Linked DNA regions of Homo sapiens: region 2 is linked to region 1. Evidence: read pairs that join two places in POLR2A ChIA-PET (ENCODE). Cell type or tissue: IMR-90. All regions are shown on one strand. Links, peaks and the distances in the headings refer to the core of each region. The heading gives the core; the rest is flanking DNA. Region 1 holds the start of CPLANE1 (ciliogenesis and planar polarity effector complex subunit 1). Region 2 overlaps NUP155 (nucleoporin 155).

Region 1 (5,377 bases), core at 117-5,116:
TCTCATCAATTTTAACAGTAGTATGAGCAAGTTTTTAAATTATTTACTTAGATTAAAATAGATATAGCTTCTGAAATTCATAAATCCCTGACTCTGCTCATTTTTTATTACCTAGAAAAAGTAGGCTGTTTTGAGTTAACTTTGTTTTCATATATTCTAAGGCAGTGATTTTCAAGGTATAACTGAGCCAGCAGCATCAGCAACACCTCAGAAGTGAGGAGTTCAAGACCAGCCTGACCAACATGGTGAAACCCCTAGCCTCTACTAAAAATATAAAAATTAGCTGGGCATGGTGGCATGCGTCTGTAATCCCAGCTATTCAGGAGGCTGAGGCAAGACAATCGCTTGAACCTGGGAGGCTGAGGTTGCAGTGAGCCGAGAGGATGCCATTGCGTCCAGCCTGGGCAACAGAGCGAGACTCCATCTCAAAAAATAAAAATAAAAAAATACAAAATATCCAACCCTACAGCAGACCTAATTAACTGAAAACTTTGGGAACAGGGCCCAGCAATCTGTGTTTTAACCACCTCTCCAGATAGTTCTGATAGTTTGAGAACTCCTGTTACAGGGGAGTTAGTGGTATAATTTCTCACAGGAAATTTAACACTTTATTTCAATAATCATCACAAATAAAGTAGGGTTGCCTACTTTCCCTAAGTGGGGAATCTATGCCATATATTATGAATGGCATTCCTGGATTACTAACGTATTGTGGCCCATTTCTTCCATCCTAGTTTCCAAGAACACTTCATAGCACAATCATGAAAACCACAATAGGAGGAAACACTCCATTAACTGTTCCAGTAAAGGAAAGCTCAGGACATTAAATATTCCCTTTTGATATATGCCATCTCAACTTAACTTAAACTTGACTTAAACATAATATGAAAAAAATAGTTTAAGTAAAAATCTTCTAAATAAACCACTTAACATTCTGGAAAAGCTAACTTGCTCATTATAATAAAAACGAAACACACACAAAACCCTGTTCAGTGTGCAGGTAGGTGATCCTCCTGTAGATCCTCCTCCAGTAGATGATGTTTTATTTATTTAAGATCATAGAACACTCCTATATTACAGGCAAAACACACATATAACATATATAAAACTGGTATTGCATGAATAAAGAAAAACCTACCTTTCCCAACCAGGAGACACGTGGCCATGGTTTTTTCTGCTTAATACCTGTTGATGTCAAGATTTCTAATCTTATCTCCATGTTTGTTAAGCTATCAATGACCAATTAAGTAAAACAGTCCCAAGATTCTGTAAACAATAATAGTAATAAAATATAAATGATGCATAATATTCACTGGGCATTTTTTTTTTTTTTTTGAGACAAGAGTTTCGTTCTGTTGCCCCAGCTGGAGTGCAGTGATATGATCTCAGCTCACTGCAACCTCCGCCTCCCGGATTCAAGTGATTCTCCTGCGTTAGCCTCCCGAGTAGCTGGGACTACAAGCGTGTGCCACCACGCCTGGCTAATTTTAAGTAGAGATGGGGTTTCACCATGTTGGCCAGGCTGGTCTCAAACTCCTGACTTCAAGTGATCCATCCACTTCGTCCTCCCAAAGTGCTGGGATAACAGGCACGATCCACTGCGCATGGACCACTGAAGATCTTAACTGACAATTTTCATAAAGTTTTGATTTATATTTTATTTCTGAGTTGAAGTTTTGCTCTTGTAGCCCAGGCTGCAGTGCAGTGGCGCGATCTCGGCTCACTGCAACCTCCGCCTCCCGGGTTCAAGCGATTCTCTTGCCTCAGCCTCCCGAGTAGCTGGGATTACAGGCATGCACCACCACACCGGACTAATTTTTTTGTATTTTTAGTAGAAACCGGGTTTCACCATGTTGGCCAGGCTGGTCTCGAACCCCTGACCTTGGGTGATCCGCCCGACTCAGCCTCCCAAAGTGCTGGGATTACAGGCGTGATCCACTGTGCCCGGCCAAATTAGATGGGCTTGTTTTTTTGTTTTTTTAATAAAATAGCTTTAAAAGAAAAACTACTCAGAGACAGCACACAAAGATCTATCAAGATGCTAGCTATCAGTCAGCACGGAGGCTGAGATGGGAAGATCGCTTGAGGACAAGAGAGTTCGAGGCTGCAGTGAGCTGTGATTGTGCCTGTGAGAGCCACTGCACTCCAGCGTGGGCAACGCAGCGAAGACTCCGGCTCAAAAATAAATAAATAAAATTGCAAATAAAATAAATTCTCACAAAAGGGTTAACCAAATGCCAGAGAAACGCCGGCATTAGAAAAGCATCATTTGCAGCTCCTAATGAAATAACAAATCCAGTCAATAGTATCAGCGCTGCTAAAATTATTGAGTGAAAAAATACTGGGAACTTTATGCACTGACATACCCTAAATCCATTAGTCAATCTTAAAATTGCTAAGAGCGAGGAAAATTGACGTTCTATTCCTCCGGATCCTGCTCGAGAAGCTGGGGGACTCGGGTCCGGTGCCGAGGTGTGGCCCGAGCCTGGCACCACCCACGCCGGCCGGGTGACCCCGGCCCCTTGGGGCTCCCGCGCTCCGTCAGCAGGCGACGCTGGGAGGCTGGGGTAGGCCCAGAGCGAGGACGGGCCCGGACTGGGTAGTGGGGATGTACCAGGGCCGGGTGCGGCGGGAGACGGCCCGGGAGGCGGAAGGTCGCGGACCTGCCCGACAGAAGAGTAGATGAGGGGAGACCGAGGACGCCCGGGTCCGGGGAGCTTACGAGGAGGCCAGGATCGCGGGGTAAGGAATCCGCGGGCAGTTACCTCCGCCAGGGGCAGGGTCCGGCCAGTCAGGCGCGAGAAGGCTAGGCGAGGCCGACTGCGCGGGGTGAAGACGCCAGGCCGACAGCTGCGGGCCCTACCGCCAGCCCTGACGCGAGCCTGCGTCCTGGCGACGGCGGAGGGCGGGCAGGGGGCGCGGGCGCTGCCACGGCGCCTGCTCAGAACCGGCCGGGAACGCCGCGGGCGGGTCTCCCCGGTCCTCCGCCCCTCCAGCCCTGCTCTCAGGCCTCCGCCCGGGCCCTCTAAGCTGCCAGCCGCGCCCGCCTCCGGGCTCCTCGCCCCTCCTCCCGCGCGCTCCCCTCCTCAGCGGCCGCCGGACCCCCTCAGTTCACTTCTCCCAGTTAACGCGTTCCTCGGACGCTGCTAGTTTGAGCGCACAGGCATTGGGCGGGGCTCACGGGGGAGCCGCTTAATAACCGACCAACATGAAACTCAAGGGCTGCCCCTTCCTAGCGGGGACCCTGCACAGACCCGAAAATAAGGGGTTTTGCTCTGCCCTCCTCAGTTCACGTGGGCACCTTGGAACACTGAAGAAGGCATTTTCCGAACTCACTGTCCTACGGACTTATTCTCCGCACTGTTTTCGCCTCCTTCGCCCTGTTCTCGTGACTGACAGGAGCAGGGGTCACAAGCAGGCAGCCCGAGAGCTCTGCTCACCTGGAAAAGCATTTTTGTGTAGCTTAAATGTGAAGGCCTCAGGCAGTGGCCTGTTGTCCTCCTCCACATGCGCCCATCTTCACTCTTTCATGTGACTGGCCTGTTTTTGAAGGCAGGACCCTGTCACCCTTGGCTAGGCCAGGTATGTTCTGCACCGAAAATGGCCCTGCCCTCTGCATTGGATGGCTAGCTCTTAGGTTGGTTTATTTTAGCAAATAAGCGTTACAGGGTAGGCGAACTGGCTGCATCAGAACCACAATTACCCCTGTGTCTCTGGGTGGGATAAATGGCGGATGGCATTCTGGCAGCTCAGCCCCACTTATCTCAGAGGTTATAGATCTGAGGTGGTTTAGATCCACCCCCAAATCACGAACATTTTACATAAGCCGTGCTAGAGTTAGCATAAAAGTCTCACAGAAAAATTTGGAAACTGAGAAATCCTAACCTATTCCCACAATCCTGTGTTCCCATTTTTAGGTCTTAAGATATGAAGACAATGGGATAACTGAGGCTGATTTTGCTGTGTGGCCATTAGACCTAGAAATATTGGTGTGATTCTGGAGTTGATTGCTCCACACGTTTATTTATTTATTTTCCTTTTTTTCCCTCCTCTTCCTCCTCCTCTATTCTTTAAAAACGTATGGAAATGTATCCGGCAATGTTTACTGTAAAAAATAATGTATGGAAATGACTACAATTTGCTAAAATAAAAATCATTGAGCACTTATGTGTGTCAGACACTATGCTAGGTATAAAGAGGGGAAGATGGTGTCCCTATTCAAAAGAGAGTCACACACACTTAAGTTACAGTGCAGTCATAAATACCATGATCGCAGTATGCACAGGTCCATTTTCTCTATCTGGGTGATGGGAAGGTTCAAAACTAAGCTAGGTTTTGAATGAGGAATAGTTTCATTTTGAAGCACATCCATTTTGCGATGCCTCTGGAGCTATCTAGTGAACAATTTAGATGCGTGGTTCAGAAGCTCGATGGGAGGCTTGGGAACACAGAATGTGTAAAATAAGCATCAGTCTCCCTTTCACCCTCTCTGCACTTTTTAAGGGTCATCTGTCTTTAGTATATATTGGTAAGAGATTTTATGGAGGATACCAATTCTTTTTTTTTTTTTTTGAGACAGAGTCTCACATTGTCACCCAGGGTGGAGTGCAGTTGCACGATCTCTGCTCACTGCAACCTCCGCCTCCCGGGTTCAAGCGATTCTCCTGCCTCAGCCTCCCAAGTAGCTGGGATTACAGGTGCCCACCACCAGGCCCAGCTAATTTTCGTATTTTTAGTAGAGACGGGGTTTCACTATGTTGGCCAGGCTGGTCTTGAACTCCTGACCTCGTGATTCACCCACCTCGGTCTCCCAAAGTGCCGGGATTACAGGTGTGAGCCACCGTGGCCTGCCAGCATACCAATTCTTATGAGAGAATGTCAGGGGTAGAAGAGATCCAAGGAAATGGTTGACCAGGTAAAAAACTGATAAAGGTCAAATAGAAATAAGCCTGAGAATTGCCCCATCAGATTTGGTTTAGTGTTTAGTAGGTATAGTTATAGTGCCAGATATATAATAACTGAGTTCCTTTTGAAAGCATATAGTAAAATCAAATCTGATTAGCCTAAGTAACAGAGGTGATTTATTGTAATGATTCTGGGGTATCTGACAGATTGTAGATATTCTCTCTAGGGTGCTCCTATCCAATATAAATTTCTGTAATGATGAAAATGTTCTATGTCTGCTGTGTCTTAATATGGTAACCATTAGCCAAAAGTGCTACTGAGCATATGAAATGTAGCTAGTGCAACTGAGACCCTGTAAACTAAGATTCCAGTCAAAGAGAAGGGAAAAAACAGTGAGCTTTGCCCACAGTCTTTAAGACCTGTGCCCAGAAATAGTACATAATATTTCTGCTTACATTCCACTGGAAATAAC
Region 2 (5,377 bases), core at 177-5,176, 60 kb after region 1:
TGAAGCTTTGTCTCAAAAACAAAAACAAAAACAAAACAAAACACCCTCCATATATATATGTTATAGAAAGGTTATATATTTCTTCTTTGTTCCGAGACGGAGCCCTGCTCTGACGCCCAGGCTGGAGTTCTGTGGTGCAATCTCAGCTCACTGCAGCCTCTGCCTCCCGGGTTAAAGCAATTCTCCTGCCTCAGCCTCCCAAGTTGCTGGGATTACGGGTGTGCACCACCACGCCTGGCTAATTTTTGTATTTTAGTAGAGACAGGGTTTCACTATGATGGCCAGGCTGGTCTCGAACTCCTGACCTCATGATCTGCCCACCTCAGCCTCCCAAAGTGCTGGGATTACAGGCGTGAGCCACTGTGCCTGGCCTATATTTCTTTTAAGGACACACATTTCCTTTTTAACAGTCTCAACAAATTTGGGAATACTTAAAAATTATCCTTTAAAATGAAATCCTACTGGACATGGTGGCTCATGCCTGTAATCCCAGCACTTTGGGTGGTCGACCTTTACACAAAGAGGCCAGACACGGTGGCTGATGGCTATAATCCTAGCACTTTGCAAGACTGAGGTGGGTGGATCACTTGAGGTTAGGAATTCAAGACCAGCCTGGCCAAAATGGTGAAACCCTGTCTCTACTAAAAATACAAAAATTAGCCAGGCGTGGTGGTGTGCACCTGTAATCCCAGCTACATGGGAGGCTGAGGCACGAGAATAGCTTGAACCTGGGAGGCAGAGATTGCAGTGAGCCAAGATCACACGACTGCACTCCAGCCCAGGTGACAGAGCAAGACTCTGTCTCAAAAAAAAAAAAAAAACATAAAACAAAAAACAAAAAACATTATGCAAAGAAAAGTCTGTATCCATAAAGATGACAATCTGCTAACGTAATGGAATGCACCTTTCTTGGAAGGCCTGAAGTCCAACTATGTCTTCTTCTGGTTCTCCATGTTTATAGAAATGAAGCCCAAGACCTTGAGGATCTTTTTTCTCTGCAGCCGTAAGAGAAAGTTCCACCACACCCTCATAAAATCTCACTGATGGGAAAGAAAAGAATGAAGACCTATGACTTACTACTAAGTTGGATACATTTTTCCTTAGCTGGCACATGAAAATAATGATCAAGGTTATGTCTCTACTGTACAATAGTCACCCTGCTAACATAAAATATTTCTGATAGGTCTTCAGAAGGAAAAGGTCTTAATATGCCTAAAAGGCAACTGTTAAATATATTTCTTCATTGGGGGCCAGGTGTGGTGGCTCACGCCTGTAATCCCAGCACTTTGGGAGGCTGAGAGGGGGCAGATCACAAGGTCAGGGGTTCGAGACCAGCCTGACCAACATGGTGAAACCCCACCTCTACTAAAAATACAAAAATTAGCTGGGCCTGGTGGCATGCGCCTGTAATCCCAGCTACTCAAAAGGCTGAGGCAGGAGAATCACTTGAACTAGCGAGGCAGAGGTTGTAGTGAGCTGAGATTGCACCATTGCACTCCAGCCTGGGTGACAGAACAAGACTCTGTCTCACAAAAAAAAAAAGAAAAAGGAAAAAAAAAAATATATATATATATATATTTCTTCATTGGAAAAAAAAGATCCTATTTCAAATAACAAAAAGGAAAGTTTTAGTTCCCTACTGGGGGGAAAAAAATACCTTGGGATTCAAAATAATACCTGTGCAAATAGTTATGGCCTTTACATTATGTTAGATTTGATTTAAAGTAATTTTTTAAAAAGTAAGCAGATTATACCTTAAAACTCAATAAAAAATTTTAAATATCTGAAAAATAAATGTAATCCAGAAAGCAATGTAAAACATACAGTAATTGAACTGGACAAGAACTGAAACTCTAATGCTAAAAAGTTATACATTTCGGCTGGGCGCAGTGGCTCATGTCTGTAATCCTAGCACTTTGAGAGGCTGAGATGGGTGGATCACCTGAGGTCAGGAGATCGAGACCACCCTGGCTAACATGGTAAAACCCCACCTCTACTAAAAATACAAAAATTAGCTGGGCAATGGCCGGGCGCGGTGGCTCACACCTGTAATCCCAGCGCTTTGGGAGGCTGAGGTGGGTGGATCATGAGGTCAGGAGATTGAGACCATCCTGGCTAACATGGTGAAACCCATCTCTACTAAAAATACAAAAAAATTAGCCGGGCATGGTGGCAGGCGCCTGTAGTCCCAGCTACTTGGGAGGCTGAGGCAGAATGGCGTGAACCTGGGAGGCAGAGCTTGCAGTGAGCTGAGATCGCACCACTGCACTTCAGCCTGGGTGACAGAGCAAGACTCTGTCTCAAAATAAAAAAAATAAAAAAATAAAAAAATAAAAAATTAGCTGGGCGTGGTGGCGTGCGCCTGTAATACCAGCTACCCGGGAGGCTGAGGCAGGAGAATTGCTGGAACCTGGGAGGCAGAGGATGCAGTGAGCTGAGATCGTGCCACTGCACTCCAGCCTGGCTGACAGAGCGAGACTCTCAAAAAAAAAAAAAAAAAAAAAAAAAAGTACATTTCAAAAAATAGAAAGAACATTACAGCTTCTGCAGGTCAGTGTAGTCATCAAATATTGCAACACAATGATACCACATTCCTACGTCCTTTCACTCGGCCTCTGATGCTGAAAGAAGATTTGCATCTGGAAAGTGGCTTTTCATCATTAGCTTGCTTCATTCATACACTATTGTTTGTCTTTTGAGTTGAGTAAAAGATACAAGAAACATTTTATTTCTCACCTTGTCTATACTGAGCACAAACATTGGAAAGGTCCACTTGATTGCTAATTTTTTGATATTCCTTTAATGATTCCCTTAACATTCTTTCTTTTTCAGTCTTATTTTGAACTTGTCGGGAACGCTGGAGAAGCTCATTTGCCTAGAAGAGGAGATAACAAGAACTTAAAAATATATAAAATCAAGCAGACAGATGATGCTGTCAACTAAGTTTTAGTCTATGTCTAAATTTATATATGGTTATTACCATTAAAATGAAAACAACTCTACAAACTTACTTCTTAATTTTAGGCAGAAAAGTTTTTGACCAAAGATTCCTAGCTATTCTTAATTCCTCTCCCAAATATGTTAAGCAAGAGAACTTTTGTCTGGTAATTCTCTTGCCTAGTCAATACATTATTGGGCAGCAGGCAGTCCATGTGACACTGATTTATTTATTTTTTCCACCTGTAGGAAAGGATCAATAAAAATGCCCCCATTAACTCTAATTCACTAAAAGATTTACTTGAAGTTTTAGTACTTTTCCTTAAGCTAAGGAGATAAATTATCCCCTAAATTTCCTTAATTTCTAAATTTAGTGATTTTTCTTAATTTCTCACCTTTGGTTTTTTAATATGGCCTAGAAACACTATCAAAGATTCTTTATGGGCCAGGCGCAGAGGCTCATGTCTATAATCCCAACACTTTGCAAGGCTGAGGCAGGCGGAGGTCAGGAGTTCAAAACCAGCCTAGACAACATGGTGAAATCCTGTCTCTACCAAAAATATAAAAAATTAGCCAGGTGTGATGGTGCACACCTGTAATCCCAGCTATTTGGGAGGCCGAGGCAGGAGAATCACTTGAACCTGGGAGGTGGAGGTTGCAGTGAGCTGAGATCGTACTCAGTCTTAAAAAAAAAGAGAGAATATTCTTTATGAAAAACTTAAAGGAGGGCTGGGCATGGTGGCTCACACTTATAATCCCAGCACTATGGGAGGCTGAGGCAGGAGGATCACTTGAAGCCAAGAGTTCAAGACCAGCCTGTGCAACAAATCAGAACTTGTCTCTATAAAAAACAAAAAAATTGGCTGGGTGTAGTGGTGCACACCCGTAGCCCCTAGCTACATGAGAGGCCTGCTTGAGTCTAGGACTTAGAAGCTGCTGTGAGCTATGATCACAGCACTGCACTACAGCCTAAGCAACAGAGTGAAACCCTGTGTCAAATAAATAAATAAAAATATTTTTAAAAAGAAAAGCTAAGCTTAAAAGAGTATACACTGGTTTTAAGAAGCCACATATTCCAACCCCTTTCTTAGATGAGGATTCTGAGGCTAGGAGAGGTTAAGAGATCTAACTGACTGAGGTCCTATATTAAGTGAAACAAGATGGTTCATCATACATGATACCTCTTATAACAAACAATGAAATAGGTAATAAAGTATCATACCTTAGAACAAATTGCATCATCAGTGCTATATAGAAGTGGGCAGATATCCTGTAAATGTAAACTAATGCCATCAACAGCGGCATTATCTCTGATGTAGCAGTTGATAAGAGAAGCAATTAATGCCCCTGTGAGTTCTTTGTCCCTGATTACAAGATCTTTAAAGGTGGTGATCTTCAGCTGCTCTTGAAGTTCCTAGGAGCATAAAACTTTTCTATCACAATTATAGAAATACCATATTTCTAAACATAATGAAATTATTTTAATAAATTAAAATAACCTAAATATTAATAGACTCTATAATTGAAAAGCGAAAATATACTAATTAGTAGAAACAAATTTTTGCGAACTTACATAAAATCATAGAGAGTTGGAAAAGAACCTACAGTAGATCTAGTCCAAAACTCTCACTTTCCAAATGAGAAAAGTAAAGCTTAAGTAGAGCCAAAACTAGAGTCAGATCTCCTGGCTTTGGTTATAAAATGGAAAAAACAATCACTTGGCTATATTTGAAAATCTTGGGCTTACATATTACTCCTTCCTAAACACTGTTAGAATTCCATTATTCTAGGCCTTATAATAATATTGGAGTTTAATCTGTATTGTGAACAAATCTGCTTGTCCAAATGAAGCTCTAAAGTATTGATTTATACTATAGTAAAAGATTCTGTTAGTGATGTGACTGCTATCTCTTTTTTCTAAATTCAAGGAAATACCCAAACTGTGTTAAAATTCTTGAACAAATCTTTAATTTGCATTCATTGAGCATGCCATTGGTGATGTAAGGAAGAGAGCTTTGAAGATGGATCACAAAAACATACCCAGGATAAAAACCTACCTACAATATATTTATCACTCTATAAAACTCAAAATTATTATTCTACTTGGTATGAAAAAGATAAGTTTCATAATTAAATATATTAGCTTGAATTTTTAAAAATAAAAAACAGTATGTATTTAAAAGAAACAAAACCACCAACAAAAGCCACACTATTCATTGGACACTAGTGGAAAGAATGAGGAGACTGCCTTCCAACGTTGAAAAATGGTATACGAGAGTCAAAAAGTAAGTGTTTCAGAGTAATGAAATATCCATACAGGACAAGGAAAAAGAATTTTTTTTTTTTTTTTTACAGAATTGCAGCTAGTAACTGGGGAAGGAATCACAGATTTAAAATATTATCCTTTTGGCCGGGCATGGTGGCTCATGCCTGTAATCCC

The links. ChIA-PET counts read pairs that join two places held together with the same protein. Peaks named below come from ENCODE experiments on the same cell type or tissue, not always from the same donor. Only the 100,000 strongest peaks of a DNase experiment are listed, where the experiment ranks them.
Region 2: POLR2A ChIA-PET joins it to region 1 with 17 read pairs; 7 of 35 experiments call an interaction of 5 or more read pairs at or near these places.

Annotation. Positions count from the first base shown.
Region 1 is chr5:37,246,480-37,251,856 of GRCh38, forward strand. It overlaps CPLANE1 (ciliogenesis and planar polarity effector complex subunit 1), which reads right to left and starts at 2,897. Exons shown (of 53, transcript NM_001384732.1): 1 at 2,766-2,897; 2 at 1,139-1,266. The coding sequence starts at 1,219. CPLANE1-AS1 (CPLANE1 antisense RNA 1) reads left to right here and starts at 2,567. Exons shown (of 2, transcript NR_134263.1): 1 at 2,567-2,742; 2 at 3,918-4,167. RefSeq lists silencers at 2,398-2,537, 2,738-3,217. In IMR-90, for the core only: no CTCF peak of the experiment used is centred there; a DNase peak (open chromatin) is centred at 2,912; H3K4me3 peaks cover 1,583 bases; H3K27ac peaks cover 1,195 bases.
Region 2 is chr5:37,306,393-37,311,769 of GRCh38, forward strand. It overlaps NUP155 (nucleoporin 155), which reads right to left. Exons shown (of 35, transcript NM_153485.3): 23 at 4,160-4,351; 24 at 2,737-2,875; 25 at 905-1,040. Among named protein-coding and RNA genes, the nearest start is that of CPLANE1, 60 kb to the left of the region's middle. In IMR-90, for the core only: no CTCF peak of the experiment used is centred there; no DNase peak of the experiment used is centred there.